Regions from separate parts of the Homo sapiens genome. Here region 1 is linked to region 2. Evidence: chromatin loops called from intact Hi-C (ENCODE). Cell type or tissue: ovary. All regions are shown on one strand. Each heading gives the region's core, and the rest is flanking DNA. Links, peaks and the distances in the headings are about the cores only. Region 1 has its middle 50 kb from the start of MACORIS. Region 2 has its middle 40 kb from the start of MACORIS.

Region 1 (15,737 bases), core at 3,753-11,752, 92 kb before region 2:
GTATCTTGCATGTCACCTTCCCTTGTTATCAAAGCAATATATTCTCTGGATATTCTGTTCATGAACATATTGTGTAGACAACTCCTGTTGGTAGAGGCTTTTCTTGGGAACTGCCAGTGAATGCTTCTCCTTCCCCTTGGGAGGCTGCCATTCCACGTGGCTCTGGTGAGTCAGAATCCGGCGGTCACGCTGATATTCCATTTGCTCCCTTGACAGGAGAAAAATGTTTCAGAATGACTTAATCCTTTTACTCTCTAGGGTCTTCCTTCTAAGTGCTCCCTCTTAATTCAATAAAAACTTATCTGTGTTAATACATGTCTGTGTCTGCTGCAGCCTCGCTCGGAGTGTGTTCTGCCTGGTGTTCACCCATCGTCTGATAAACGAAATGCCCATGTCTGCTCTTCCTGCTGTTTAGTGGATGTGATGCTGTGGCTGATTGTGGGGAAGGGTTCATTTCCAGTAGTTGATACCTAATCCCCACAGGAAAATAGGAACCCTGATTGAATAAAACACAGCAGAATTAGATTTCTCAACAAAAATAGAACCAGAAACACCTGTGCACAATTGCCTAGGGTGGAATAAGTGACCTTCAGGAGAATAGGGTTAAGGTGAAGAATTCTGAATGCCCAAGGTGGCCTTTGGGTCAGAACTGGAGGAATAGCCTTAATACAAGGAGATAACCTTACAATATTTTTCCTCTTTATTTATTTATCTGCAACTTTTCTAAAATTATGAAATATTTCAAACACTCAAAATAATCGATGTTAACATTTTGCCAGATGTCCATCGGGTTGACAAATCTAAGAAATAAAATGTAATAGATGCAACTAAAACCCTGCCCCCAAACATCCCCCATTCTCTTTCCCCAGAAATCACTGCTTTCTTGAAGCCAACATGCATGTTTTTACTACATATTTATTATCTTTCCATAATCTATGTGCTGTGATGTGCTTTAACACTGACATGAATGGAATCCATATCCTTTTACATCTTGCTTTTTTTACTCCGTATCATGTTTTTGAGATTCCATTTATTTATTTTTGCCACAAATAGTTATAGGGTGCCTATGATGGGCTAGCAGTGTTTTAGGTACAGGGGAAGTGGCATTGAGGAAAAAAAAAAGACAGAGACAAAACCCCTCATGAGACAGACAATAAAAAAGATAAGTAAAATATATGCTATGGTACAAATGAAATATAGTATGGATGAAAAACATACTATAGCAGTGGTAAATGCTAAGGAGATCATTTAAGGAAGAAAAGAGCATAGGGAGTGTGTGCATGTAAGCGGAGCGTGCGGTTGGCATTGGAGACAGACCACGTTGCTTCAGGTTATCCGATGCATGGTATGATCTCTGGGGAGGTGACGACTATGGCACAGAGGGCTGGCTGCAATGTATTAGGTTGGTGCAAAAGTAATTGTGGTTCTTACCATTACTTTTAATGGCAAAAACCGCCATTACTTTTGCTCCAAACAAAAGTGTCCTTGCTCACTGCTCCGTTGGGAATGACCGAATCATACCATATGCACATCTTCAGTCACTTTCACACCACCTCCCTACACCATTGTACCAATATATACTCCCACCAGGAGTGTATTGGAATTCCTATTTCCCTGTGTACTTGCCAGTTCTTTTCGGATTTCTGAGTCTTGCCTTTTTGAAAGGCATAAGTGATTATTTGTTGCTTTTTAAATTTTTACTTCCCTGACTACTAGCATGACCAAGCATCTCCATGTGGACCCCGTAGTTTTCCTCTCTGGAATTATCTGTTCACATCCTTTGCTCCTTTTTCTATGGGATTGTTTGTCTTAATTTTATTCACTTCTATAATTCTTTTACATAGTGTGGATTAGTCCTTTTTCATTTACGGGAACTGCAGATGTATTCCCCACCTCTGTAGCTTGTCTTTTTACTTTGTCTATGGCGTCTCTTGTGATGTAGATTAACACCAATGCCATCAAAATTATCAAGTCTGTCTATTGTTACTTATAGTTTTTATTTCCTAAGAACTGATTTCCAACCCCAACGCCATAGAGGCATCCTGCTGTATTTTTTTCTAAAAGTTTTTCTGTTTCCATACAAGTCTGTAATTTATCCAGAATTCAATATTTGTGAATGAAGTAAGATTTTTAAAACTATTTTTCTTTTCATCTGTAGATAGCCAGTTGTCCCAGCATTGTTTATTGATTCTCTGTTAATGTAATGAGACCTCTGTTCATGGATTCTCTGTTAATGTAATGAGACCTCTGTCCAATGGCAGATTTTCAGATATGGGGCCCATTGGTCTGTTTATCTGTCTATCACTAGTTCCACCATCCTTATCATCATAGGTTTGTAATAAGTCTTGGTGTCTGGTACAACCCCCTCCCTCCATTACTAGTCTTTCACAAATCTGCCTTGGCTATGCTTGCCTTTTCTACTCTACCGTAATAATTCTAGGATCAATTTGGAAAATTCCCAGTCAGGAATTGTATTGCATTGCATTTATAAATTAATTTAACAGAACTGTTAGCTATATATTGAGCCTTTCCATCATGAACATATTTTTTCATTGATCTGGGTCTTGTTTAATAACCTTTGATACATTCCATATTTTTTAATGAAGACCTAGCACATTTTTTGACACATTACATCCTACTGCAATTTTTTGTAACTACAGAAAATGGTGTTTGTAACTGTTTTTATTAATAGTTTTTTGCTGGCATATCGAAGAACTATTTTTTTTACATTGGCCTTATATTTAGCAATGTTGCTGAATTCTCCTACTAGTTTATCTGTAGTTTCACTCATTTACCTATTATTTTATCAGCAGATAAACATATTATCTTGAAATATGACTAGAATTTTTTCTTTTCCAATCATTTTAGGTTTTATTCTTATCTTATTCTATTTCTTTTGTATTTCTTATGATTTTAGGCTAAATTATTAGTAATTAAAAGCTCAGACTTGTTATGTCTTGTGTTGAATTTTCCTTTGACCATTACATAACAAACTTCTTTATTCCTGACAGTGCTTTTTTGCCTTAAAATGTATTTTATCTGCTATTAATATAGCTGTAGCAGTTCAATTAGTATTTGCTTTTACTATGAGCTTTTCTGTGTCATTATATTTTCAATAAATTTCTGTAAACAGCATATAACCAATTTTTTTTTAAAGAATCCAGTCTAAGCCTCTGCATTGTAGCTGGTGGCAAAATATATTAAAATGTATTACAATTAGTAAAGTATTGGGATTTACTTTTATCACTTTCATTTTTTGTTTAATTCTCATTTGATACAAACAAAAACTAAAGAATTTATTGTCAGCACATCTGCATTACAGAGAGTATAAAGGAACTTCTTCAGGCAGAAAGAAAATGATACCAGATGGCAATTTAGAAATATAAAGGAGTGAAACAGCCTCTGATGGGTAAAATACAGAAGATACTTTTTCCCATATTTTCCATTTTTTAAACTGATAATTGATTGATTAAAGTAAAAGTAATAACAATGTATTATGTAGTTTATAACATGTAGGACAATTTATGACAACAACAGCATAAAGGATGGGAAAGTAAAGGGAAATGCACTGTCTTAAATTTTTTACACTGCGCAAGAAATGATTTAATATTATTTGAACTTAGACAGTTATAAGTTAATGATATACATTGTAAAGTGTAGATCAACCACTGAAAAAATGGCAAAGAGGCATACATAATAAGCCAATTGTGGAGATAATATGGAATCACTAAAAATACTCAATCCAAAAGAAGTCAGATAAAGAGAAAAAAGGAGCAGAACAGATGAAACAAACAGAAAATAGATGGCAAGATGATATGTGTAAATCCAGTGACATATTAACGTATGCCAAATGTATATAGTCTAAATACTGCCTTTCAAAGGCAGATACTTTCATATTGAAAAATAAAGCAAGATGCAACTACATCCTTTCCACAAGAAACCCAAATGCACTTCATGTCCAAAGATGCAGGTAAGTTAAGAGGATGGAAAAGATATTCCATGCAGATAATAATCAAAAGTAAGCTGGAGTGACTATGTTACTGTCAAACAAAAAAGTAGATTTCAGAGGAAAAAATATTATCAGGTCATATGAGATAAAGAAGGACATTTCTAACAATAAAGGGGTAAAGTCATTGACGAGAATGTTAAAAACTAAATGTGATTGCACCCATTAGCAGGGCTTCAAAATACATGAAGCAAAAGCTAGTAGAAGTGAAAGGGAAAATAAACAATTTCACAACTATTAATTGGAAATTTCAACACTCCTTTCTCAGTAATTATTGGAACAAATAAAAGTTAGTAATGATCTAGAATACTTGACAACAGTATCAATCAATTTGATTAATCAACATTTAGAGAACAGTCACCCAACAATAGGATTACACATTCATTTAAAAGGCACATAGATTATTCATGAAGATAAAGCTAATTCTGGGCCATAAAACAAATCCCAATACATTTAGAAGGATTAAAATTATACAAAATACATTATCATTATCTGAGCATAATGTAATTCTCCACAACTAGAAATCAATAACAAAAACATATCTGTAAAATGCCCAGATATTCAGAATTTAAAGAGTACACTTCTTTAGGTCAAAGAAAAAATATTTGACCTAAATGTAAACCAAAGCACAACATAGCAAAATCTGTGGGATATGGCCAAAGAAGGGCTTAGAGGAAAGTTTATAGTATTGAATGATTATATTAAGAAGAAGAAAGATCTCAAATCAATTAACTAGGCATTCACCTTAAGAATGCAAAAACAAGAACAAATTAAATCTAAAATAAGTAAAAGTTAGGAAATAGTAAGATTGAAATAAAAAGGAAATTTAAGAATAAACTCAAGGCTGGGCATGGTGACTCACGCCTGTAATCCCAGCACTTTGGGAGGCTGAGGCAGGTGGATCACGAGGTCAACAGTTCGAGACCAGCCTGGCTAACGTGGTGAAACCCCGTCTCTACTAAAAATACAAAAATTAGCTAGGCGTGGTGGCGGGCACCTGTAATCCCAGCTGCTTGGGAGGCTGAGGCAGGAGAATCACTTGAACCCAGGAGGCAGAGGTTGCAGTGAGCCGAGATCGCGCCATTGCACTCCAGCCTGGGTGACAGAGTGAGACTCCGTCTCAAAAAAAAAAAACAAAGAAACTCAATGCAGCCAAAAGTTTGTTATTTGAAAAGATTGATAAAATTGGTAAGCATTTTGCTAACCTGATTTAAAAAAAAAGGACACATTACCAATGTTATTAATGAATGAGGAATCATCACTTCAGATCCAGCAGTATTAATAGGATAATAAAAGAATATTAAAACCAATTTGTGCCAGTGTATTAGACAACTTAGATGAAATAGACAAATTCCTTGAAATACACAAATTGCAAAACCTCATTGAAAAGCAAAGATCACTAGAATAGCCTTCATATTCATTTGTTTTTAAATGAATTTGTAGTTACTTTCTCACAAAGAAAACTTCAACTCAGAGGACTTCACTGGTGAATGCTACCGCATTTTTAAGGAAGAAACAATACTCATTTTGCACAAACTTCATCACCTGATAAAAGGGATCTATAAAAATCTGCAACTAATATCACATTTAATTATGAAACACTGAATGCTTTACCTCTAAGACTGGTAACAAGACAAGAATGTTCACTTTTACTACTTCTGTGCAATATTATGTAGGAATACATAGCCAAACAATTAAACAATAAAAAATAATAAAATAGACAATATGATCATCTATGGAGAAAAAACTAAAGAATCTACTAAAAAGTTGCTAGAAATAATTTTAGCAAAGTGTCAGAATTGAAAGCCAACATACAAAATATAGGAACTAACAGTTGGAAATGGAAATTTAATAACAATATCATTGATAATGGAATAAAATGTATGAAGTACTTAGGGATACATTTAACAAAATATTTGCAAGACTTGTGCACCAAAAATGCCAGACATTGCCAAATTAGAGATGACCTAATACATTGAGAGATATAACATGTTCATGGATCAGAAGACTCAATGTTGTTTAAATGTCAATTTTCCCTGAATTTCTCTATGAATGCAAGGCAACTTCAATCAAATCTCAGTTTCCAGATTTATTTTGTCAACTTTGCTTCTTGTATCCTATTTCCTTTCATCTGAATTGTTTCCTTCTTAGATACATTTTTTTTTAATTCTTTAAATGAAGGTCTGTGAACAGCAAATTCTCCAAGTATTTGTTAACTAAAACTCCCTTTGTTTTTTTCCCTCACTCTTGATTAATAGTGTAACTCTAAGAAGATATTATATTGTCCTCTGATCTTCAATGTTGGTGTTAACAAATTTGCTGTCATTCTAATCTTTGCTATTTTGTGTATGATATCTTTTCCCTCTTTCCTTTGCAGAATTTCTCTTTTTATTTAATGTTTAATAGTTTCACTAGGAATTCTCTAGGCGTCTTTTTTTAATACTCATCCAGCTTGAGATGCCCTGGGATTCTTTCATTTGAAGGTTCATGTCTTTAATCAGCTCAGAGTTATCACCCATTTTCCTTCAAATATCTTCTCTAATCCTTTCTCTATCATCTCCTTCTGGAAATCTTGTTAGATTTGTAAAATCTTGGATTTTTCCTCACCTTAAACTCTGTCTCACAGTTTCCATCTGGTCTCTCTATGCTGGATTCTGGGTAAAATCCTCTAATCTTCAGTTCAGTGATTGTCTCTTTAATTATGCTAAGGGGCTGCAGAACCTATCCATTGAGTTTTTCATTCACTGAGTGTATTTGTCATATCTATAAGGTCTATTTAGCTAGTTTTTCTACCTTCCTTTCTTTATTTTTAGTGTCTTGATCTTTCCTCCAGTATTTGACTCCTTCTATTATATTTTTAGGCATTCTTAGCATACTTTTCCCCTCTCTGATGGTCATTCTGTTACCTCAAGTTCAGGGGACTTGAACCTTAACTGTTGTTGTGTCTGCTGATTCTTCATCACAGTGAATTATTCCATTACATATTTCTTTTTTTAAAAATCATGAGGTCATCTTTAATGGGGGTTATTTTCTGAGAAAATACAGTGAGCCTATGTTGTTAGAATGTCACTTCAGGGTGATTTGGGATTTCAGGCATTCCAGGGACATCCACTTTGGAACAGATTATGTTTATTTCTCTGCTACACGTTTCCTGAGCCATGTAGATATTTGAATGCTTTCTGAATGGATTAAAGGCATATTTTGGACCCAAAACCTAAGGGCAAGCCCAGGGCTTAATTTTCTCTAAAGAGATTGTTTTCCTAACCTCAAGCTGGGACAGCTTCCTTGTCTTCTTCCTGTGCCAATAGACAGATTTCTTCCAATTTCTCTTCCCACTGGGGTTCAACTCTTCCAAAGTCCCTGACTTATACTTCTCAGGATTACAAGACTTTATCTCCTGTCCTTATATGGGTGTCAAAACCCAAGCCCCTAGGTTTATTGGGAACAAAAATAAATTCCCAGGTCAAGTCACAGACATATTGCTCTGATTTTTCAACTCCTCCTCATTTCCAAGGCTCAGAATCTCTGCTATGCAATTTTTAAAGGGTTACATGTATCCCGAATTTCCGCATATCTGTGGCAGGAATGATTTCAAGTTTCTTAGTCCATTATCTTTCTGGAACTAGAAATCCCCTTCTGCACTTATTCATGTGGCCACATCCCAAGAAGTATAATTTCAGAGTAATCTGTGACTGTTTATACAGCTCCAAAACACATTAGTTAAATTGAAATATTTGGCCCATAATCCAGTTGTTTTTGTCTACATGGTGCCAAATATCCAGATGTGTGTGTCCAATTCATCTGTTGCTTCAAAATATAATAAACTTGCATTATTAAGCACATTGCTATTTCACAAATGCAGGGGTCCTCTGGGTGTAATTCTGTCCCTTATTTGCTGAGACTTATTATATTAGAGTACATAACTTTCATTCTGCCACGTTGATTTATAATGCTGTAATTCTCTTTCTTGTTGTTATTTTTATTTTTTCACAATACAGTATTGAGGTCAACAAGTATTTATTAAGCTCCTGGCTGAGGGTGAAAAGAATAAAAAATCACTCTGTCCTTTGGGGATATTAAAATCTAGTTTATGCATTCATTCCCTCAGTCAATAATTTTTTACTGAGCACACACCATGTTCCTAGGGAGACAGGGAAGTACCAGATACAGTACCTGTCCTTGTGGAGCAGACAGTTTAGTGGGACACAAATAATCACACAAGTAATATAAAAAATTATAAAATACTAAAAAATTAAAAATAAAAATTATAATACATTTTATGTAGAAAAGTACAATTGCTGTGATCGAGTATCACACATAATCTCAACTTAGTTTGGGGAAGTTAGAGAAGGGCTCTCTTAGGAGTGACCGAAGCTGGAACCTGAAGGAGACAGGCAAAGAGTGAGGAGAAGAAAGTTCCAGACAGAGGAACTGTGGGTGGACAGAAGGGGTGTGACAGGCTTAAGGAGCATGAAGATTGTCAGTGTGTCTGGAAGTGCCAGCTGGAGAAAGAGTCAGGAGTCCAATCATGTCTGAGTAGGACAGAGTTTGGATTTGGATTTTCTTCTAAGTGCAATAACCCACCATTAGAGTGTGGAGCTGAGGGATGATATGCTAAGATCCCTGGCTGCCCAACAGGAAAGGGGTTGGAGAAGGGTGGGTGTGGAAAAAGAGAAAGGCGTTAGGGTTTGGGCTAGGTGGAGGACACGGTAGTGTGGAATAAGGAGGTGACAGTGGAGACGGAGAGGAATCGATGTCTATGAGATGTTTTATAGCTGTAATCAATGGAACTTGAGTAGTGAGGGAGAAGAAACTGTCAGGGTTGATCTGCCAAAAGCAATGGGGAATATAGAGCTGCCATTTGGGGAAGGCTGGAGGAAAGAACTCCATTTCTAAGGAAAATTAGTTCATTTTTGGGCATGTTAACTCAGAGATGTCTATGAGACATACATGTAGAGATGCCAGAGGGACAGTAAGATGTATGCATGGAGTTCAGAAGAGCTGGAAAAAGTTATAAGTGTGGGAGTTGATGGCATTTAACTGACATATAAAACCATGGAAATGGTGAAGATTAACCAGGGAGAGACTATAGACAGAAAAAGGACAGGCGGACTGGTCAGGTAGAAAGAAGACCAGGAATCTATTTTTTTTTAAAAAAGGCGGAGCAGGAGTATCTAAGGTGGGAAGAAACAAGGAAAGCTTGGTGTCACAAAATACAAGAGAAGAGAGGGTTTAAGGATGTAAAAGTGGTCAGTGGTATCGAATACCTCTGAAGGTCTAGTAAGATAAAAACTAAGAAATGGCCATGGGGTAGTGTGGATGCTATGAGTGAGTCTACCAAAAGCATTTTGGTTAAGAGAAAGAAGTAGAAGCCAGACTGAAATGGGTTAGCATCAACTCTCCTCCCAGGAAGGGGAGAAAGGAAGCATGTAGAAACAAGACTTAACTCAGGACACATGACGGAAGAAAATACAAGGCAGTTCTACAATCGCAGATGTGGGGAAACGAGTTTCAAATGGAGGCTAGAGCAGTGGGGAGAACCCTGATGAGGTTTGGCCCTTGGATAATGAGCCAGATTTAGATAAACAGAGAAGAAGGAGCATATGCCTGGGAACCAGCATGAATAAAAGCAAGTGAGCAGAGATGTTCAGAGGATGAGGGGGACGGAGAAGAGCCCAGCATGAAGATGGCTGAAAGGACTGAGAAATGAAAATGGATGGGAAGGGTTGAGTATATCTATGTTTTTATGTACCCACTTCTGAGAAATGCACTCTCTGGCTGCTGAAGGACCTCTCCTGCATTCCATCCATGAGGCAGTGGAGGGGCCACCATCAAGGTACCTAACGACAATGGCATGGGAATCCAGCCAGGCCGGTCAGCATGCCTCCAGCAACCCTCGTTGACAGACATTCCAGAAATGCTCTTGTGGAGGGAATGAAACTGGCCTTCAGAAGGCAGCAGATGAAAGAGAGGGAGTGGCAGCACCCCATGGTTCCCAAGGCCCACCAGGGGCCCACTTGCACCACTGTCCTTCCTGTGGTTTGGGTACACGAAGCTTCCAAATATACTCTCCCCCTTTAAGCCTAAGACTCACCTGCCACCAGGAGTCCTGCCATACAATGAGATGGTGCCAGAGCACAAGAATTCCCTGTTTGGGGTTAAGCGATGGACCAAGAGGTAGAGGAACCCCCACCAGGAACCAGACAGACACCCCACATCTCAGAAGTCATCCAGCCTTATTTATCAGTAACAACTTTTGAAATCTCTAGCCTTGGTTAATAAATTGTGGTTGATTCCATTAACATTATTTTGAAATGCCATCAAAACCCTTTTTACTGAAGCCTCAAGGATTAGTTTGTGTCTGAATCAGCACACCAAGGCTCACTGATCTGAGCCAGCATGAATACACTTCAAAACAGAGGGATCTCGAGGTTGCTGGTGAAACGAGGGCACAAGTCTTTTATCCGCAGGCTGGAGGTCTGGTTGCTATCAGCCCTCTAAGGGAACTCCGTGGCAGGTTTATGGTAGGATGGAGGTAAGATGATGGTGGAAGATCATTCTCCTTGCCAAAGAAGTGACAAGGAAGCATTTCCAGGCCCCCCGGGCTCTGCTGTCCGTTCTCTTTGCATGTTTTTATGCCTTATTTGGATTGCAAATGTACACACACAGCAAAGCGTCCCTGCTGGTTGAGATGTCAGACAGCATTTGTTATTCCAGTTCACTTTTATGAAGAAGCCACAATAACTCTGGTTCCTATTTAGTGCCTTTGAAAGCTGATTTCTTACATGTGGAGCTCCAGTAGCCAATTCAAGCTTCCTGAAATCACAATATACCCAAGGGGTAGACACAGGGGCCAGACCTCTTTGGAGGGCCACACTGCTGAGGCGCTGTAAATGTCTAATGTGGAAGCAAGTGTTCCTTTATAAAAAGACACAGTGCCTCAAAGATTTAATAACTTAGAAAATGTTCATGAGATAGTATGTGAAAAATTCAGGTTATATAACTGTGCAGTGCAATCCCATTTCTATAAATAAACATATGCATACGTCTATACACATATAGTCTGTGTGTGTATGTGTGTACATACATTTAAAAGATACTGAAGTGATACACACCAAAATGTTAACAACAGTTATCTTGCAGGACAGCAGGAGGGGGCTTGTAGGTGACTATTTTATTTCCTTTTCTTTGCTTCACCACATTTTCTCTTTTTTATTTAATTTTTATTATTATTATTATTATCTTGAGACGGAGTCTTGCTCTGTGGCCCAGGCTGGAGTGCAGTGGCTTGATCTCTGCTCACTGCAACCTCCCAGGTTCAAGCAATTCTCCTGCCTCAGCCTCCTAAGTAACTGGGACCGCAGGAGTGTGCCACCACACCTGGCTAATTTTTGTATTTTTAGTAGAGACGGGGTTTCACCATGTTGGCCAGGCTGGTCTCGAACTCCTGACCTCAGGTGATCTGCCCACCTTGGCCTCTCAAAGTGCTGGGATTACAGGTGTGAGCCACCATGCCTGGCCTACTTGGATAATTTTTTAAAGCTATTTTTGAAATGAGCATCTCTCAGATTTCCTGTAAACAAATATTGAAAGCCCACAGTTGTAGGAGTTTTGGAGGGTAGGGGGAAAATGGGGGTAGGCATGTATGTTGTTTGTTGCTATATCACTTTATTGCAATGTACAAGAGGGCTAGGAGTTGCCCAGTGTCTGAGAAGCTCATATCAACCACATAAAGGATGGTTCTCCAGTTCTTATTCTCACTTAACCATAAATAAACCCACTAGATAATAGCTGGCTGGTACCAGAACACATAACCCCTCCATAACCAGGCTTTTATACTCAGTCCGGATAACTCTATGTGCACTACTTGCTGCCTGAGGTTTGGTGGAAATCACTTAATCACAATACTCCAAGACATCACCTTTCATCCCCAGTAGATAGAATCCCCAGCAAAGCCAAGATGCTAGCACTTATTAGCAGTTCTTAAATGGCCTTACCTGCCCCCATTCAGCCTATTAGCTCTATTGTAAGACTGTCAAAACCGAAAAAGTTAACCTTAAATGGATTTCTTATTTTTATTTATTTACTTAGATGGAGTCTCTCCCTGTCGCCCAGGCTGGAGTGCAATGGCACCATCTCAGTTCAATGCAAACTCTGCCTCCCAGGTTCAAACAATTCTCCTGCCTCAGCCTCCTGAGTAGCTGGGAATACAGGTGCGCACCACCATGCCTGGCTAATTTTTCTTATCTTTAGTAGAGACAGGGTTTCACCATGTTGGCCAGGCTGGTCTTGAACTCCTGACCTCATGATCCACCCACCCCTGAGCTCACTGCAATAGAAGTACATGCTCACACACGATCATTGCACATACACAAGTAATGCCCAGTGCCTAGGCGTGTGGATTTTGGAGCCAAATAGTCTTCAGTTGATTTGCTTCAGCTGCATTATCTGATTTATCATAACAACCCTCTGAGGGTAGAATATCCTCCATTTTAACAGATAGGGAAACAGGGGCCTGCAGAAGTGAAGGAACTTGCCGTAGGTCACGAAGACAGAAAGTGAAAGCTGGAAACCAAGTGCATATTTCCCTGACTCCAGAGCCTGGGTTTTTAAAAAGTCTCCTGCCAGGTTATTTCCACCACTCCGACAAGAATATGACTGTGGGGATGTGTACATCTTCAGGACCCATGTCACCAAGCTGTTTGAGATGATGATGGTTTGTTTCCCAGCAAGCTCTTCCAAGCAACAGCCTAGACTGTCTTTCCCTTTTCTTGTACCTTCTCTACCTCCCACTTTTCACTGGTGTGCTACACACACACACACACACACACACACACACGGAGTCTTCATGAAATAACTGCTTGCATTTGACGCTACCAATGTGGGTTTCAGACCCTGTTGCGGCTGCAACAGAGCCCGTTTCAAGTGGCACAGGTGGGCGTCCACTCACTGCTCCAAGTTATGAGGCACTGAGGTCTCTTCTAAAGGGTCTGAGTTGAGGCCAATGGCTTATTTGTTAGGACGGTCGGTGAAGAGCTCAGCCATCTTCCCTAAACTTCCTTGCAAACAGCAGCTGCAGATGCCCACGAAGAGGCTGGGGGAGTGGCCATTTTAAACAGGCCCCAAAGAGCTCTTGGGACTTGGCTTCCCTACCCTTTGTGTCCCTCGTAGGGTGACTGGGAGGCTCTCAGGAGTTTTCCCGGGCAGATTAACTTTGACAGAACATAGCACATAGCCTGCACAGAGTATGTGACCCATCTCCTCTTTATAGAAGCTGGCCACGGCCGCCATTTTCAGGATCTATCAAGGCTCCTGAGGGAGGCGGCAGTTCAGAGCCTGCAAAGATTGGGGAAAGTGTGGGGCCAGAGAGGCTGGATAGAAGTCCTTGGGTCACAGCCTTCCTCATCTGAAAAATAAGTGTGTGGATGGATCCAGCAGGAGCCTGACTTAGAGTGGGCCTTCCAAGAATCTCTAGTAGAGCAAATCTAACTTAACTTTTTAACTTAATTTTTTAAACTTAATATCAATCTCAAGACCTAAATATGAGTCTAGCCAGCTGCCCTGCCTGCCACCAGGTTTACTTGTAGTGGCAAATCATGTTCCCCTAGTAAGCAGGATGAAGCTGACACGAGCCATTGTTCATGAGGCAATTATTCTAAGGAGGGAAAGCAGGGGTATGGGGAACATAATATGGGAGGCTGCTGTGGGGCACACAGAGTTAATGCGCACTTTTCTCCACAAGCATACACCACAACCGCAACAGGAGCTAATTACTCTTGTTAATTACCTAGCCCTGGGTCAGATCCCAAGGCTGGTTAAAGATAATCAAAGACTAAGCTCATCAATTCTTCCTTAGAGTATTACAGAAAGTCTAAGTTTGAATGCATAAATCTTTTTCATTGGTTCTGACTACCTCTGAGATAACTTCTCTGCACAAATGAAAATAATTTTGCAGTTGAGCACAGCAACTTCCCCACTTCCTCCTTCTTGTCTTTTAAGATACCCCCTGCCCCAAATATTTCTTCTGGTATTCTTCTCTCTGCATGTAACATGATATCAGTGGGAAGTTTGGCAAAAATAAGTTAATAAATTAACAATTAATAAACTAAAAGTCTACATACAAAATGATTCCATTTATTTAACATTCTGGAAAAGACAAAACTGTACAGATGGAGGACAGATCAGTGGTTGCTGGCTGGGGAAGGATGGAAGGTCTGACCACAAACAGGCGGCATTGTGGAATTTGAGAAATGATAGAACTCTTCCGAGCATGATCGTGGTGATAGAAATACAATGCTATGCGGCCCAGGCGCTGTGGCTCACGTCTGTAATCCCAGCACTTTGGGAGGCCAAGGCGGGAGGATCACCTGAGGTCAGGAGTTCAAGACCAGTCTGGCCAAAATGGCGAAACCCTATCTCTACTAAAAATACTAAAAATAGCTGGGTGTGGTGACGCATGCCTGTAACCCCAGCTACTTGGGAGGCTGAGGCAGGAGAATCACTTGAGCCCGGGAGGCGGAGGTTGCAGTGAGCTGAGATCACACCACTGCACTCCAATCTGGGCAACAGAAAAAAAAAAAAAAGAAAGAAAAATGTTCTGCATTTGTCAAAACCCATACGCCATAAGGAGTGAATTTTGCTGTATTTTACTGTGTGAAAGCGAAAAAGAAATGTGAAAAGAGAACAAGAAAACTTATTCTCACTCTTTTGGGCAGTTTTTTTGTTGTTGTTAATTTGTCTTTATTACTAGAAATTACAAAGATATCTTTTTCTGACAAACAAAATCTTTGAAATTCTAGCAGAAGCAGGGCAGGGGCAAATATTGGCATGTTTCACTAATTTGTCCTAAATGTCCTGTATCTACCGGTTTTGAAAAGATTCAGCAGGTGTAGATTTTTTTCCCCTGGGAATGGGACTGGTGTCTACAAAAGCAGAGTGTAGCAAATGCTTAGACAATTTTCCAGTGAGATCAGTCAAGTCTTAATCTCCATGACGCCAAAATACTGGGCTGCAAAGTGGAAAGGTCAGTCAACCGCCCAGCTGTTTTGTGTCTGTGTGTCCCCCCAGTGTATGTGACTGTTCGGAGACAGGTTGCAGATCCTGTGGCCGGTGCCAGGGAGGTGCCATCATAGTTGGAAGCTTTCCCCAATAACAAATTTCTTTACACATCCACAACTCCCTTCACAGGGGCAGCTACAGCCTGTTCTTTGTCATCTAATTTCAACAGCAGTTGCTTACAAAAAAACAAATCAGTGACTTTATGATGAGTTCTAATAGGCATCTTTCTTTTCTTCTTCTTGGGGCCCGCCTAGCAACTCCTCCAAAAAGCTGACGCAACAAGGAAGGCTTTAATATCACAAAGGTCATTCATTATCACAGCCACCTAAAAACTTACAACCTTTCCAAAGTAATCACACCAGAACTGATAGACAGTTTTGCATTCATTTGTAATGTTAAGTACTTAATCAACAAGTTAAATATTCTTCAGGTTCACAAGTCTGATGACAACATCTGAATCATTTTTTCTATTGAAGGAAGAGGGTGTCTGATTAGGGTTGACAGATGCATATAAGAAAGCACATAGGTTTACCTACACACTTCTTTTTCCTGTTGGGAATATGATAATGTGATAAAATTAGATCTTAAGGTGTTTGCATGCTTATACCTCTAAAATTTTACGCATGGCTTTGTTGCAGAAGAAAAAGGATTTGGGAAAGTAGTCTTAGAGATG
Region 2 (15,737 bases), core at 5,636-13,635:
AAATGGAATCCCAGAGTAGTAGAGGCCAGATGTCTCATAGGCACATGGGACACAATTACCCTAATGAGCTGCAGAACTGATGTGGTAATTGGAGCATTTTATCCTATAGGGATCTGGGGCACTGGCTAACTAATCATGGGGTCCCTAGGATTGCAATACATATGTAGACCATTAGGGTGCTGCTTGACGTATGTTAGCAGAAAAATTCTGAGTCTGGTGGGCAGAATCATAGTGGGAATTTACCCAGTGTTCAGACCCCAAAACCCAGAGATCCAGAATCTCTTGACTTTGGGAGAGAGAGGAACAGTGTCTTTGGACAAGTGCCCTGCAATGTGGCCGTAGGTATATACTGTGAATCTTTCTCCAATCCTCCAGAGAGACTGGAGGTCATTCAGCAGAGTGAGAAGGGGAAATATCTAGACCTTCCAGGGACTATTATACGCTGTTTCTGAACTCATGCTAACCACCAGAGTCTCAAATTGCCACTGTAGTCCACAAGTCACAGTGAGCTCATGGAGACCAGGTGATAAATGGAATAGTGGCCCAAGTCTGTCTTAAAATGGGTCCAATAGGACTGAGGATGTACACTGCAGCTATGTTTCTAGGCCCAGAATGTGTGATAGTAATAGATATATTAAGCACAATTTTATCTGGAATGGTAGGAGGGGCCACGTAGGAGCTGCTCACTTCCAAGTGGAACTGTCCCCTCCCACACTGCAAAGACAGTAAATCCAAAGAAATATCATAACCATGGTGGAATTACAAAGATTAATGCAGTCATCAAATGCTTAAAAGATGCAGGAGTGGTGATTCTTACCACATTAATATTTAACTCATATGTTTGGCTGGCACAAAAGCCAGCTAGATCATAGAGAATTACTGTAGATTATAGAAAATTTAGTCACATTGGTGATGCCAATTGTAATTGCAGTTTCAAATGAGTATTTTTACTACAGCAAATCAAAAATGCCCCTGGCACCTGGGACACAGCTATAGTCCTAGAAAATGATTTTTTTCCAATTCCACCAGTGAAGCTGGTTGTCTTCACATGGCAAGGACAAGAGTACACATTCACCCTAGGCTTTATATCAGGGCTGTATCAATGATCTGCTTTCTATTGTGATATAGTCCACAAGAACTTGAAATCTTGATCTCTTACAGAACATCACTATTTCACTGGTGACATTGTGTTAATTGGACCTGGTGAACAAGAAGTGGCAAGTATTTTAGATGGCCTAGTAAGATACATGCATGCAGGAGATGGGAGATAAATCCCATTAAAGTGTAGGGGTTTCCATATTGTGAAGTTACTAGGGATTCTGGAGCCTGGCAGATGTTAAGAGTGAGTGACAAATTGTTACATCTTATTCTTCCTACCACAAAAAAAAAAGATACAACTTTTGGTAGACCTGTGGGTTTTAGAGATAACATATGCCATTCTTGGGTATGCATCTCTGAGCATTTAAGCTGCCAGTTATGAGGGACATGAGACCAAAATATTCTCTGGTTATGGTGCAAGCTTCTCTGCCTCTTGATGTCTATGAATAAGCAGACCCAGTGGTAGAGGAAGCATTTTTATGCAGCCTATTGATATGGTTTGGCTGTGTGTCCCCACCCAAATCTCATGTCAATTTATAATTCTCAGTGTTGTGGGAGGGACCTGCTGGGAGGTGATTAGATCATAGGGATGGATTTTCCCCTTGCTGTTCTCATGATAGTGAGTGAGCTTTCATGATATCTGGTTGATTTAAAGTATGTAGCACTTTTCCCTGGGCTCTTTCTCTTGCCTGCCACCATGTGAAGAAGGTGCTTTCTTCCCCTTCACCCTTCTGCCATGATTGTAAGTTTCCTGAGGCTTCCCCAACCATGCTTCTTATACAGCTCGTAGAACTGTGAGTCAATTAAACCTCTTTTCCTCATAAATTACCCAGTCTCAGATATGTCTCTACAGCAGTGTAAGAACTGACTAATACACCTATATAAAATATAATCAGTATCCCCTGGAGGACTCTAGCAAAATAAACATGCAGATCCCAAGGCTATGGGTGTAAGGCCTCTTTTGCTGATATTTGCAAAGCAGCTTCTTGCTTGCCACTAGGCTCTGGCAGACAGTGAATTCCTCCCTGGTCACAGGACAGCAAGCGACTATGTGACCAGGGCCACCCATCATGACCTGAGTATTATCTCACCTACAAAATCAGCCCCAAATAAATTGCATAAGCAGTATGCTGACTAATTTTATATGTCAACTTGACTGGGCCACAGTGCCTAGATATTTAGTCAAATATTATTCCAGATGTTTATGTGAGGGTGTTTTTGGATGAGAATTAAGTTTGAATCCATTGATTTAGTAAAGCAGATTGCCCTCTATAATGTGGGTGGGCCTCATCCAAGCAGTTGAAGGCCTGAATAGAACAAAAGGCTGACCTTTCCCAAGCAAGTGGGGATTCACCAGCAGACTGTCTTTGGACTCAAACTGCAACCTTTTCCTGAGTCCGCTGACCTACCACCATCACATTTTGGACTCACCAAGCCTTCACAATTGAGTGAGCCAATTCCTTACAATAGATCCTTCTGTATATATGCATGTCCTGTTGCTTTCATTTCTTGGAAAACCTAATTCAAGCAGATAGCTCAGACTCTTGGAACCTGCCCCTATTACCTACTTGCCTCTCTCACAACTTATATTTTCGGCTTTGTAGGAATCCCCTATGACTAATTAATGAAGAGAAACCCCAGGCCCAGTTTAAAGACACACAGCATCAGCCAGGAGCAGATGGCCAGTGTCACTGTATTCCTATTCAGCTGTGGCTGTGAAAGCGAGTAGTGAAGGAAAATCATCCCAGTAGGCAGCATTCTGGGAAGGATATCAGATTATTCACTTCAAATGGAATGAGAAATGGTCTGGAGTACAGATTTACACAGAATCATGAGCAGACGCTAATGGGATGGCCAACTGGTCAAGGACTGAAGAACAAGACTGGAATATTGGTGACAAGGAGTTCTGGGGAAGGGTGTCTGGGTAGACTTCACTATCTAGACACAGATTGTGAAGACATTTGTGTCCTACATGAGTGCCTACCAGAGGGCATCCCTGGACTTAATCATTGAGACCATGTACGAGGTGGCTTGTTCCACCTCTTCTCTGGGATGAAGACTGTGATTGTCTTAACAATGTGCAGCCAATAACAGAAGTCAGTGCTGAGTTCCCCATATGGCATCAATGCTCCTAGACATACGACCTGGTTGTGTCCCCATATGCCCATTGCAAGTTGAAAATATCTTAAGTTGAAAATGTGTTTAATACACCTAACCTACCAAACATCATAGTATAGGCTAGCCCACCTTAACCATGCTCAGAACACTTACATTGGCTTGTCATTGGGCAAAGTCATCTGGCCACACAGGGCACTGTAGAGTGTTGGTTGTTGACCCTTGTGATCACCTGGCTGACCAGGAGCTGCTGCTGCTGCCTCTGCCCAACATCACAAGAGAGTATTGTACCACATATTGCTAGCCCAGGAAAAGATCAAAATTCAAAAATTGAAGTACAGATCCTACTGAATGTGTGTCACTTTTGCACCATTGTAAAAGTCAGTAAGTTGAACCATCCTAAGTCAGGGTTGGTCTGTATTATTCGCTGAGCTGAAGTCACCATCAATCTGGTGGCAGATTGCTAATAGTAAATCCCATCCAACATGGTATGGCAGTGATGGGTCCTTATATGAATAGATCTATATTCTACATGTTTTTGGTTTCCCTGTTCATAACACTCTACCAACACTGTCCCTATAGAATGCCCTATTCATCACTATAGATCACATTGCCTGTGATCAGAAAACTCATCTTAAGATTAAAAAAAAAGGTGCAGCACAGGGTTTATTTTTATTTTTTATTTTTTGAGACAGAGTCTCACTGTGTCACCCAGACTGGAATGCAGTGGTGCAGTGGCACGATCACAGCTCACTGCAACCTCAACTTCCCAGGCCCAGGTGATCCTCCCACCTCAGCCTCCCAGGTACCTGGGACTATAGGCACACACCACCACACCCGACTAATTTTCTGTATGTTTTGTAGAGATGGGAGGTCTTGCCACATTGCCCTGGCTGGTCTCAAACTCCTGGCATCAAGTGATTCTCCTGCCTCAGCCTCCCAAAGTGCTGGGATTACAGGCATAAGCCACTACACCAAACCTGTTGCATCCTCTTAGGAGGTGTTTGCTTCTGATCCTTGCAAACTTGAGCTCAGTGGGTTTGCAGGTCTTTGTGCACAAGGGAAGAACAAGGGAACACAACCAAGGTTCTGTTAAATGGGAAGCTGAGACTGCCTTCTAACCATTTCAGGCTCTCTTTCTACTGATCCAACAGGCAGAAATGGGGCTCGCACTGCTGGCCAAGGTATCTGATATGATTACAAAGGAGGAATTTGCTTGCCACTCACTATACAATGAGGGCAGGGAAGACTTTATGCAGAGTCCAGGAATTTACAGGCCAGTGCTTAGTATTCTCTTAATTCACTGTTCAGTGGAAAATCGAGGCAACCCAATAACAACAGGACCACCAAGGATGCTGATCGTGAAGGAATAAAGATAACGAACCCAGCTCGGTTGAGGCACTATCAGAGAATAGGAAAATAGGTAATAGGCAGTAAGGGGACGAAGCCACTATTACTAACTTGGGCCTCAGAAGCAGGTATAGCATGTAGCAGCTTCTATGTTAATTACTTGATGTTCTTTCTTCACTTTCACCCCAAAACCTCCCATGAAGAGCATCATGGCTAACACTTTAGATTTGAGATGAGAGCATGATGTTAGCGACCTGCCATCATTCTGTGGATGGTGAAGTGCAGGGTGTCTCTTTTTTCCACTCTCTACTCTATGTCCCACAGGCAGGCCTTTGTGGACTGCACCAATGGGTGCCATGGTCTTCAGCAGCTACGTGGGTTTAGCCAGAGGAAGGCACTGGCAGGAGACTGGAGGCAGGAGGAGAGTGAGTTGTAGCATTTTTTCCACCTGCTCCTTCCCACTGGATTGGAGGTTGCCAGTGGCCTCAACACTGTACCAAAGATTACAGCTCCCACCTCACAGGGTTTCTTTCCCCAGGTTCTGATACCTGCTCCCTCCCCTTGCTCCTTCTCTTCAAGCCTAGAGGGAATAATGGCTCCCTCCTCCTGTGGTGTTTCCTTAACTATTTTTGACTTTTCTTAACTCTGTAAACTCTTGTCAATAATTTCTTTATTAAACTCTGCTGGGCCAGGCATGGTGGTTCATGCCTGTAATCCCAGCACTTTGGGAGGCCGAGCTAGATGGATCACTTGAGGTAAGGAGTTCAAGACCAGCCTGGGCAATGCAGCAAGACCCCTTCTCTACCAAAAAACTTAAAAATTAGCTGGGCATGGTGGTACACACCTGGAGTCCCAGCTACTTGGGAGGCTGAGGCAGGAGGATCTCTTGAGTCCAGGAGTTTGAGGGGTGCAATGAGCTATGATCACACCACTGCACTCCAGCCTGAGCAACAGAGCAAGACCTTGTCTCTAAAAAACAGAATTAAATGTTTTAAAAACTCTTCTCAGTTGCTGTATTTGAATTGCCTATGACAAACCTCTCTGATACAGCCTGACGTGGTCCAGCTGAATTTAGAATGAAACTCTTCTCTCAGACTACTGCCAATCCTCACGGGTTCTCAGCAGGCCTGATTCATATTTCCTGGATCTCTGAGTCACCTTTCTGCATCCTGTGTAAATGTCTTTAGCCCCACACTCATACAGACACCTTTTCATCAGCCTTCTGACTAGATAATCAGGAAGTCATCCAACAAAGCTCTCCTAGTCTCAACTGGCGCACATATGAGCTTGCTTCATGGAAGGTTCTAGAGCATTTGGTCTCAGTCACTAAAGCATCTTAGGAGCAAAGTTTTGAATGGTGAGCAAACTAGAAAGCTGCAAATGAGTTGCAGGCATGCCATGCAAGATGATCCCCTCATCCTTCAGGGCAGCTGAGCAGGGCCTCGAGCAGCTGGGGGAGCCTCACTTAATGCTCCTGGGAGGGCAGCCAGGGAGCATGGGGTCTGCAGGCATGGTCCAGGGTCCTGCAGGCGGCACGCACCATGTGCAGCCGCCCCCACCTGTTGCTCTGCCTCCGCCACCTGGCCATGGGCTTCAGCAGCCAGCCACAAAGTCTGCAGCTGCTGTACATGGACAAGAAGCCCACAAGCAGCTAGAGGACCTTGTGTTCCACGTGCCCAGGGAGCATGGCCCACAGCCCAAAGACCAGTCAGGAGCAGGCAGGGGCTTCTGGCAGGCCCAGCTCTACCTCTGTCTTCACACAGATGGGAGATTTCTGTTGTGATTTTGAGTGATGTGCCCCTTTGGTGACATCCAAGATAGTTGCTGAAGCACCGCTCTAACAATGTGTGTGTATTCTGAAAACGAGAACTTCTTTATTCTGAAATAATTGATGCAAAATAAATTAGTTTGGATTTGAAATTCTATTCATGTAGGCATGCACACAAAAGTCCAACATTGCATATGACACAAAGAAAAGAAAAAGCTTGCATTCCTTAAATACAAATATCTGTTAACTATATTTGCAAATATATTTGAATACACTTCTATTATGTTACATATAATATTATATGTATATGTATATATAATATACATATATATGTTACATATAATATACTTCTATTATGTTACATATAATATTTATCTATAAGTAAATACATAAATATAAAGATTTGAGTAGCTGTAGAACATTGTCTTATGTGTTATCAGCTACTACTACAAAAATATCTCTTCCACTTATGCCAGTTTGCCATATAAATATGATCATGTTTTACCGTGGCACTTACGGAAAAGGTCAGGAAACACTGCTCTGAGGCATTGCACACACATAATTCCCCTGCCTCTGAGACCTGCCACTCCTATAACGTATTGGCAGCAACGACAACTAGGAATTAAATGCTGAATTGAACACCTGAAATAAAGACTTCCCTAACATAACCACAACTCTCAACAATCATTTCCCTCATAATAGCAGAAATAATTTCCCATGGGGCTAAAGCAGTGACACACACACACACACACACACACACACACACACACACTCTTCTAAGGTTACCCTGATATAAGAATATGAATTGACCTAGGATGGAGGTAGTTGATTTCAAAGGGTGAAAGGAACAACATAACCAGTAAATGGTTCAAGTAAAATTCTAATTCAGAGATCTGGCATGTCATAGGTACTGTGCTACTTAGCCATAGTCAAAACAGATGGGTCTGGAGTTGAAACACCTTGGTTCTCAGACCCCTAGATCCTTCTAGGCCTGCTTATGAAAAGGCTAAGTATAAGAAAAGAAAGTAGAAATGAATGGCAATGTGAATGAACCAGACACTAAATAGTACACACTATGTGATTGAATTATTTTAAAGAAGAAAAATATGCAAAATTAATCTATGGTGTTAGCAATCGGGATAGTGGTTAACCTCCTCAGGGTGGGGCAAGGATGGTAAAGGAGGACAGCAGAGGGGCTTCTGGGCTGTTGATAATATAAAGTTGCTTAATCTGAATGGTGGTTACACAGACATTTTCTTCTTGTGAAAACGTATCAAGTTGTATAATTACGTGTTATCTTATATACATGTTTATTATGCCTCAATTACAAAGTTCTAAATGAAATGGCAGGGAGCCCATACTAATATCAAGATACTTGATAGTCAGGCACTGGCATAGAAAACAGAAAACAAAAACAAAAATTCAGGGGCCCTGGCTGACCACAACCTCAATATGAAATATCAAGTTAGTGTTGTTAGAAGCAAAGAAACAAAGTGAGCTGATAACTGGACTATAACAAAGTATACTTGTGTGACTTACAGAGATTGGAAAGTAGTTCTTCTCTGATACAATGTAGCAACTCAAACCCTGATTAGAATAATGGGTCGTTTTGCTTAACATCCCTTTTTTTTTTTTTTTTTTTTGAAACGGAGTTTCGCTTTTGTTGCCCAGGCTGGCGCGATCCCGGCTCACTGCAACCTCTGCATCCCAGGTTCAAGCAATTCTCCTGCCTCAGCCTCCCAAGTAGCTGGGACTACAGGCATGCACCACCATGCCCGGCTAATTTGGTATTTTTAGTAGAGACGGGATTTCTCCATGTTGGTCAGGCTGGTCTCGAACTCCCGATCTCAGGTGATCCACCTGCCTTGGCCTCCCAAAGCACTGGGTTTACAGGCGTGAGCCACTGTGCCCAGCCACATCGTTCTTAAAAACATTGAAAACTGGAAGGGATTCAGAGATGGGCAATAGAGATGATTAAAAGAGATAAAAAATTGCTCTAAAAAAAAAACCATTAAAAGTAACACATTTTTTTAAAAATTGGCTGCTGGTCCTCTCATCTTGATAAATGGTCATATAACTTTCCTATGCTTTCCTCAAATTCTTTTTTCCTTTTCCCTTGTCTTTATTGGCAAGTGGACTTCTAAGAGCAGAATAAGTCGATTGAAATTAATGTATTGAGCAGATATACCACGGTCATTAAAACATAAAATAAAAAGATGTTTGGTCATTAAAAAGCACTAGCTAGGCCGGGCATGGTGGCTCGTGCCTGTAATCCCAGCACTTTGGGAGGCCAAGACAGGCGGATCACCTGAGGTCAGGAGTTTGAGACCAGCCTGGCCAACATGGTAAAACCCCATCTCTACTAAAAATACAAAAATTAGCCGGGCGTGGTGGCGTGCGCCTGTAATTCCAGCTACTCGGGAGGCTGAGACAGGTGAATTGCTTGAACCCGAGAGGCAGAGGTTGCAGTGAGTGGAGATCACACCACTGCACTCCAGCCTGGGCAACAAAGAGTAAAACTCTGTCTCAGAAGAAAAAAAACAAAAGCACTAGCTAAAGTAATTGAAGTTGCTGTAGCTTAAAGAAGAGAAGGCTTAATTCGCCTTAAAATAGCTGAAGATTTTTGAGAAGCAAGGTTATTGGTCATCCTGCACCTCAGAGAAATAGAAGTAAATAATCTTAAAACAGATTTCAGCAAGATATCAGAAAGACTGGATAAAGGTGTGAGTCACAAGTTCTGGGGACATTCAGGTGGAGAATTAGGATATTTTGACTAGGCCAGGATTTTTCTAACATCATAATTTTTATTATCTCATGAGTAATGAGTTCGATTTTATTTATAATGACAATAGTTTAAGTCTGTAATGCCTTAGAGCTCTCCTGGAGGGGCACTTTGACAGCATTTGCCTCCGCTTGGAGCCCTGCTTTTGAACTGGTACTGCCAGGGGGAGATCGATGCTCACAGGCTGCCCCGAGGCAGCAGGTGGGCGGGCTGTGGCCTACAGCCCCTCTGCTCCCCGGGGCCGTGCCAGGCCAGGCCTGAGGATGCCGGCTGTCAACAGTCACCATGGTGACCTCATAGCCAGCAGCTGCTCTCCCCACTGCGGTGAAGGTGTCTGAATGGCTTCTGAGGCGGGTCCAAGGGCGGTGGGCAGTCCCAGATAAGGCCCGAAGCTGGGGAAGGTCCTGGCCACTTATTTAGCTGAACCCATCACCTCTCCTAGGGCTCCCAGCAGAAGTCGGGGCTCGCTTCAGGGGAGGTTTTGCCAGAATAGTCTGAGAAATGTCTCCTGGCATTTATGCTCCTCTGCTGACGTCCCCTTGCCCTGGGAAAGTCTGTGATGCCTGGAAAAGAGACCACAGTGGGAGACCATTTTTCCAAGGGAAAACTGATTTATGTGAATCCCAGGTTCAGGGCAAGACTCTATCCCATCAGCCTGATGTTTTGTTCATTTTTGAGCTGTCAATAGGAAATCTGGACACTCCAGACCTGAATCTAGAAGCGGCTTCTGCTCTTTGTCCCAAAAACCTGCAGCTCCTTGAGCAGCCCCTTTTCCCTAACACCCCTGGCACCCAGCCCTGCACACCCAGCCCCTCCACCACAAGCTCCACGGCCGGCACCCCCTGCCTGGCACCTGGCGCCTGGCACACACACAGCAGGGCCGGGCCAGTGCCCGCGGGAGCCTAACAGCTGGCAGGCCACCTCTCAGCCCGGCTGGGCTTCAGGGGAGAGGGGAGGCCGGTCTGGGGAGGGGAGTCTCAATGGAGACTCCAGCAAGACATCTGCTGCCCTGGCCACGAGATCTGAAGGGCGGATGCAAGAAGAGACAGAGCGGGGGTGGCAGGACAGCCCCTACCCTGCAGCTTTGCCAAGCACTGGCTCCCACTCTCAGAGGTGGCCATAGCCTGTCCCTTTTAACGCCTGTCTCCTCTCCCCTCCCCCTGTCAGCTGGCGTCTCAGGAAAGAAGTATCACAAGCAAACTGCCACGGAAAAACAAAGCTGTCTGCTGGCCGCCAGCCAGGCTTGCACTGCCGCCCCTGCAGCCAGTCCAGGCTCCCCCACTGAACCCCACTCCGGGCCTACAGGCCCTTCCCTGACATGTGGACCCCCGGCCCTGGGCAGCCGCTGGGCCCCGGCCAGCTCAGGGGAGGACACCTCCCTGCTTCTCCAGCCTCCTCTGACGCCCCCATCCAATGCTGGGAGGATGGAAAGGTTGAAGCTCTGTAGGCCCAGTGCCCGCCTCGGGGAGGGAGGTACTGATGAGCAAGGGGACTCGCCTTCTCACTAAATTATGAGCCTGGAGCCTCCCGGGCGGCTCCTGTAGAAGCAGCCCTTCCGCCCCATCTGCTTTTCTCTTCTCTGGGCCATTGCTCCTTTCAATCCTATGAGCTAAGGAAATTGGTGTTAGGGTGATGGGCTGTCTCAAGGATCCAACGCTATTTCTGGGAGCCTGGTTAGAAGAAAGAAAGAAAGAAACTGTAAGGCCAGGTGCGGGTGCAGTGGCTCATGCCTGTAATCCCAGCACTTTGGGAGGCTAAGGTGGGAGGATCACTCGAGGCCAGGAGCTAGAGACCAGCCTGGACAACGTAGGGAGACTCTATCTCTATTAAAAAAAAACACACAAAAAAAACAAAAAACACATTAGCCAGATGTGGTGGTGCACACCTGTAGTCCCAGCTCAGGAGGCTGAGGTGGGAGGATCCGTTGAGCCCAAGAGTTCCAGACTGCAGTGAGCAGTGATTGCACCACTGCACTCCAGCCTGGATGGCACAGCAACATCTTGTCTCTAGAATGAAAAGAAAAAAAGAAACTGTCATCACCCCATGATTAGCATAAGGATTTAAAAATAAACTAGCAGTTCTGGCTCTTGGCCTTGCAGAACAGTTTATAAGCTGACTGAGGGGGTCCAAACATTTATGTCACCCATGACTCTCAGGCAATCTGGGATTTTCTTTTCTCCAGGAACGCTGCTGATTGTGTCCAGGATATGAAAGCAGTGATCTTAGGGAAGCTGGGCAGGGGGACAGGCAGCACCAAAAGTGACCTCTAGGCCCAGTAATGGAGGGGACTTTATCCCTGGTGACTAGTGGAGCCGCGTCATGTCTATAAGAACGTACTGCTGGCCTAAGCAGTCCAAGGATGCTCCTTTGGGAAGTCCCCAAGTCAGAGTACAATCACAGGGTGACAAGAGGGTCATTGGCCCTGACTTACATCCTCCCCACTGTCAGCAGCATGGGCTGTCTTCCTGCGGTTTGTACTCACTGTCTGCCCACTTGCTTCCCGTTTCTGGTTTTTTGCAGATTAGGCTTTAACCTTCCTTCCCACCCTTCCTGAGATCTAGAGACTCACCAGGAGAACTCCTAGGCAGTTGAGCTTGTCTTATAGGTGGTCACCGATCAGCCTTCCCTCAGGGCGGCAGCCTCTCTCCCTCGCATCTTCTCCCACTGGTCATCAGCCACTTGCAGCATTCAGGCCCCTGAGAACTGCCAGCCCTGGCTGCAAATTCTGTGAATCTCACAGAGCTTCCACCTGCATGGCTCGGGCTCCAAGGAACACAGAGAATGCGGACCCGGACAGGTGCTGTGCGTCACAAGAGCTAGTGCATGCTCGTGCATGCTCATGTGTGCTCATGCATGTTTGTGCACGCACACACACACACACACACACACACACACACAGAGGTGTGACCTAGCTAGGTGCAACCATTAATCTCCAGCCCCACTCTTTCCTTAGACCTCGACTCCCTCCTCTCCTCCCTGTCTCCTGGCCCCTTTATTGGGCCATTATTGAAGGCCTCAATGTATATCTCTCCACTTCTTGCCTTTCTACACCATCATGTCATCATCCATTTATTTGACTGTCTCCCCCTCAGGTTCCAGGAAGTGGCAGCAGAGCTATATCTTGTTTGGGGGCTAGGATAGTGAGCACTTGTTAAGTGTGTGTGGAGTGAATGGGATCCTCCAGATCTTCTGCTAATTATCAGCTCAGCCATCAGCCTCTGGGGCTCCAGGGGCGCAGCCAGACATGACTAGCCTGGTCCCCTTGGCTCTTCCATCTTCTCACCCTCTGCATCAAAGCAAATGGAACATGTATTTTTAATGACTTAGGCAAGCCCCATGCTTTTAATAGGGAGAAAAAGGAGAAACACTTAGCTAAATACACAAAATGGGCTTTAGTCTCCTAGGAGTTCCATTTCAGGATAGAATGCGAGAGATAATTTTTTTAAAAAGCAATGGAATCTCTTTGCCTCACCCCTTGTCACTCCCTCGGCAGCTCTCACTTGGACCTCTTAGCCCTCCTGGGACACTGCACCCCCAGTTGCTGGAAGCCAAGGAAAAGCACATCTTATGTGTAGCAGGTGCTCAGTGTGGCCACGGAAAGAACACCATTCTGGGGGTCATGAAACCTGGTGCCAACCATGGTGTTCTCAGATGTGCTGCTCACTTCTTTACACTCTTGTTTTTCCACAAAATAACACTAGATCCCTCCCCTGCCCTGCTGGCCTGTCTTATAGGATGGTTGTAAAGAATAAGTAAAGTAAGAACTAGGAAAGGGCTTTGGAAAATCGCATTCCATCTCCCAAGTGCGGTGGTGGTGGTGATTCCTCAGAGGCTGGTGCAGAGCGGAGAGGCCAGGCCGGCCTGGGAAAAGCGTGGAGCAGAAGGAGCAGGTGTGACATTGTCCCACCTCTCCCTTCAGCCTCACGTCCCTTCCCCTTCTCCACTCTGCCCTGTGTGCCCCTGCTAGGAGCTGCATTGGGTCCCCCCAAAATTCATGTGTTGAAGTCCTGACCTCTAGGACCTCAGGATGTGACTGTGTTGGGAGACAGAGCCATTAAAGAGGTAAGGAAGGTTAAATGAGGTCACCAGGGTGGCCCTAATGCAATAAGACTGGTATCCTTAGAAGAACAGATTAAGGGACAGACACACAGAGATGGAAGACCACATGAAAACATCAGATGAAGACAGCCATCTACGAGCCACGGAGAGAGGCCTCGGGAGAAACTAACCCTGCCTGCCTTGATCTTGGACTTCCAGCCTCTAGAACTGTGAGGACACACATTTCTGTCTGTGGGGCTTTGCTATACAGGCCCTCCCATTCTTTCTACTCCTCCTTTGGCCCAATCGGGTGTTGCAGGCCTTCAAGGTGCCACTTCCCTAGCCCCTGAGAAGCAAATTCCCAATGCCTGCTTCACAGCGCTCTCACGCCTGACAGGGCAGAGCATGGCAGCTGAGGACGCTTTCACTCAAAGATGTCCCCTTTGAGGGGTGATTTCTACCACGCTACTAAGACACTCAGGAGAGCAGAGCATCCTCCCTGTCCATGTGGAACCTGCGCTATTGGAGAGTCCCAAAAGCACATCCTTACAGCTGACGGTATCACCTGGGAGATTGATAACAATGCTAACTCCTAGCCAGGTGCAGTGGATCTCGCCTGTAGTCCCAGCGCTTTGGGAGGCCCAGGCAGGAGGATCGCCTGAGGCCAGTTTCAGACCAGCCTGAGAAACATAGTGAGATTTCATCTCTACAAAAACTAAAAACACATTAGCTTGGCATGGTAGCCAGTGTCTGTAGTCCTAGCTACTTGGAAGGCGGAGGCAGAAAGATCACTTCAGCCCAGAAGTTCAAGGCTGCAGTGAACCATGATTATGCACTGCACTCTAGCCTGGGTGACAGAGAAAGACACTGTCTCTAAAACAACAACAAAAATACTGACTCCTGAGCACACCCTTAGAGATTCTAAACCAATAGGCATGAGGTGGTCTGAGAATCTGTGCTTGGATCCCCTGGGGACATGGGGCACAGCTGGGTTTCAGAATCACTGACCAGCTTGCCACTGTGTGAGGACATCCCTACTTAACTCACAAGCACCCACCAAGTCTATGCAGAAAACCTCTGAGAGAATCTCCTTTGTGAAGTCTGATAGGCCCTGGCCTCCTGGTTCCTCTTTTTTTTTTTTTTTTTTTTTTTTTGAGACAGAGTCTTGCTCTGTTGCCCAGGCTGGAATGCAGTGGTGCAATCTTAGCTCATTGCAAACTCCGCCTCCTGGGTTCAAGCGATTCTCCTGCTTTAGCCTCCCAAATAGCTGGGATTACAGACATCCGCCACCACGCCCAGCTAATTTTTGTATTTTTAGTAGAGACGGGGTTTCGCCATGTTGGCCAGGCTGGTCTGGGATTACAGGCTTGAGCCAGCCCTGGTTCCTCCATTTAATGGAGTCCAGTAAAAAAATGATGTTTGCTCAGAGTCACGAATCACAGAATATTGGAGCCAGAAGGCACTTTAGGGGTCATGGAATTCAAGCCCCTCTGTTTACCTGTATGGAGACCACAGGGGTGAGACATGGGATAACCTTGCCCAGACCCTTAATCAGCCAGCGCTGGAGCCTGGGCCCAGGTTTCCAGATTTCCTGTTTCATTCTTGCTTTCTCAAGAGCCCTATTAAACCCCATTCCTGTTCCCGAATATGACCCTGACAGCAAAGAAAATAAGAGTGTGTCAGGGCTGACTGTGCATCTGCATGCCAAGCCTCACTGTGCATTATCTCACTGAATCCTCACAGTCACCCGGTCACATTTGACTGCATGTTTCACATTTTATAGGAGAGAGACCTGCTCGAAATCACACAGACAGTAAAGGCAGAGTCTGGACTCCCCCCAGGTCTGTCTCTCTCAAGGTCCCAGCAGCCCCTAATCTGGAAATGAGAAGCCTGGGCTTTTCAAACTGCTGTGGAGAGCTGGAAGAGCACCAGGGACTCTCCTGCTGGGCTGGCATCCCGGGAATTTGTGCCGTTTGCTTTGTGGCCTGGTCAGGTGTCCTTCCTGCCCCACCCCATGGGCTTCTGGCCTCGCTGTCTCTCTGAGCCGGGCCAGCAGGAGAGGGTCTGGCTCTGCCAATGGCCCCTTGGGTCTCTCCTGGCAGCTCTCAGATGACACTCCTGCTGGGTGCCAGGGACTGGGGCAGACCTAGCAGAGGAGTGGACAGCTCCTGCCCTGGTTCTGTGACTTTCTCTCTGCCTCTTGTTACTTAAGACTGGGCCATTTCATCCCAGCTGTCCGTTTTAAACACTGCCATCTCTGGCATCTCGTTGTGTTCCTGGACCTACATGAAGGCATCCTGTGAGCGTCCCCAGTGCGTGATGGAGGGGTGGAGATGAGAGATGCTGGGGGCGGTCTCCCATACCCACAGCTTCCAGGACGTCTACTATTAGCTCCTGGATCGCTGCCCTCATCACCAGCGCAGCCTCCTTAATCTCACCTTCCACAACCCTCCTGCTCCCCGCCTCCTGTCCTATCAGAAGATTCTAGCTCTTTCCCATGACATGAACTAAATTGTGGGGCTTCCTGCATTCATTCATTTGTTCAACAAATATTTATTAAGTTCATGATGTGTCCCAGGCACTGTT

The links. Peaks named below come from ENCODE experiments on the same cell type or tissue, not always from the same donor. Only the 100,000 strongest peaks of a DNase experiment are listed, where the experiment ranks them.
Region 1: it touches region 2 in a loop (6-fold over the local background); 3 of 110 quality-filtered maps call a loop at or near these places.

What each region holds. Positions count from the first base shown.
Region 1 is chr10:31,649,960-31,665,696 of GRCh38, forward strand. No RefSeq gene overlaps it. Among named protein-coding and RNA genes, the nearest start is that of MACORIS, 50 kb to the right of the region's middle. RefSeq lists an enhancer at 15,390-15,737. In ovary, for the core only: no CTCF peak of the experiment used is centred there; no DNase peak of the experiment used is centred there; H3K27ac peaks cover 319 bases.
Region 2 is chr10:31,740,065-31,755,801 of GRCh38, forward strand. No RefSeq gene overlaps it. Among named protein-coding and RNA genes, the nearest start is that of MACORIS, 40 kb to the left of the region's middle. In ovary, for the core only: no CTCF peak of the experiment used is centred there; DNase peaks (open chromatin) are centred at 10,346, 10,560 and 11,503; H3K27ac peaks cover 972 bases.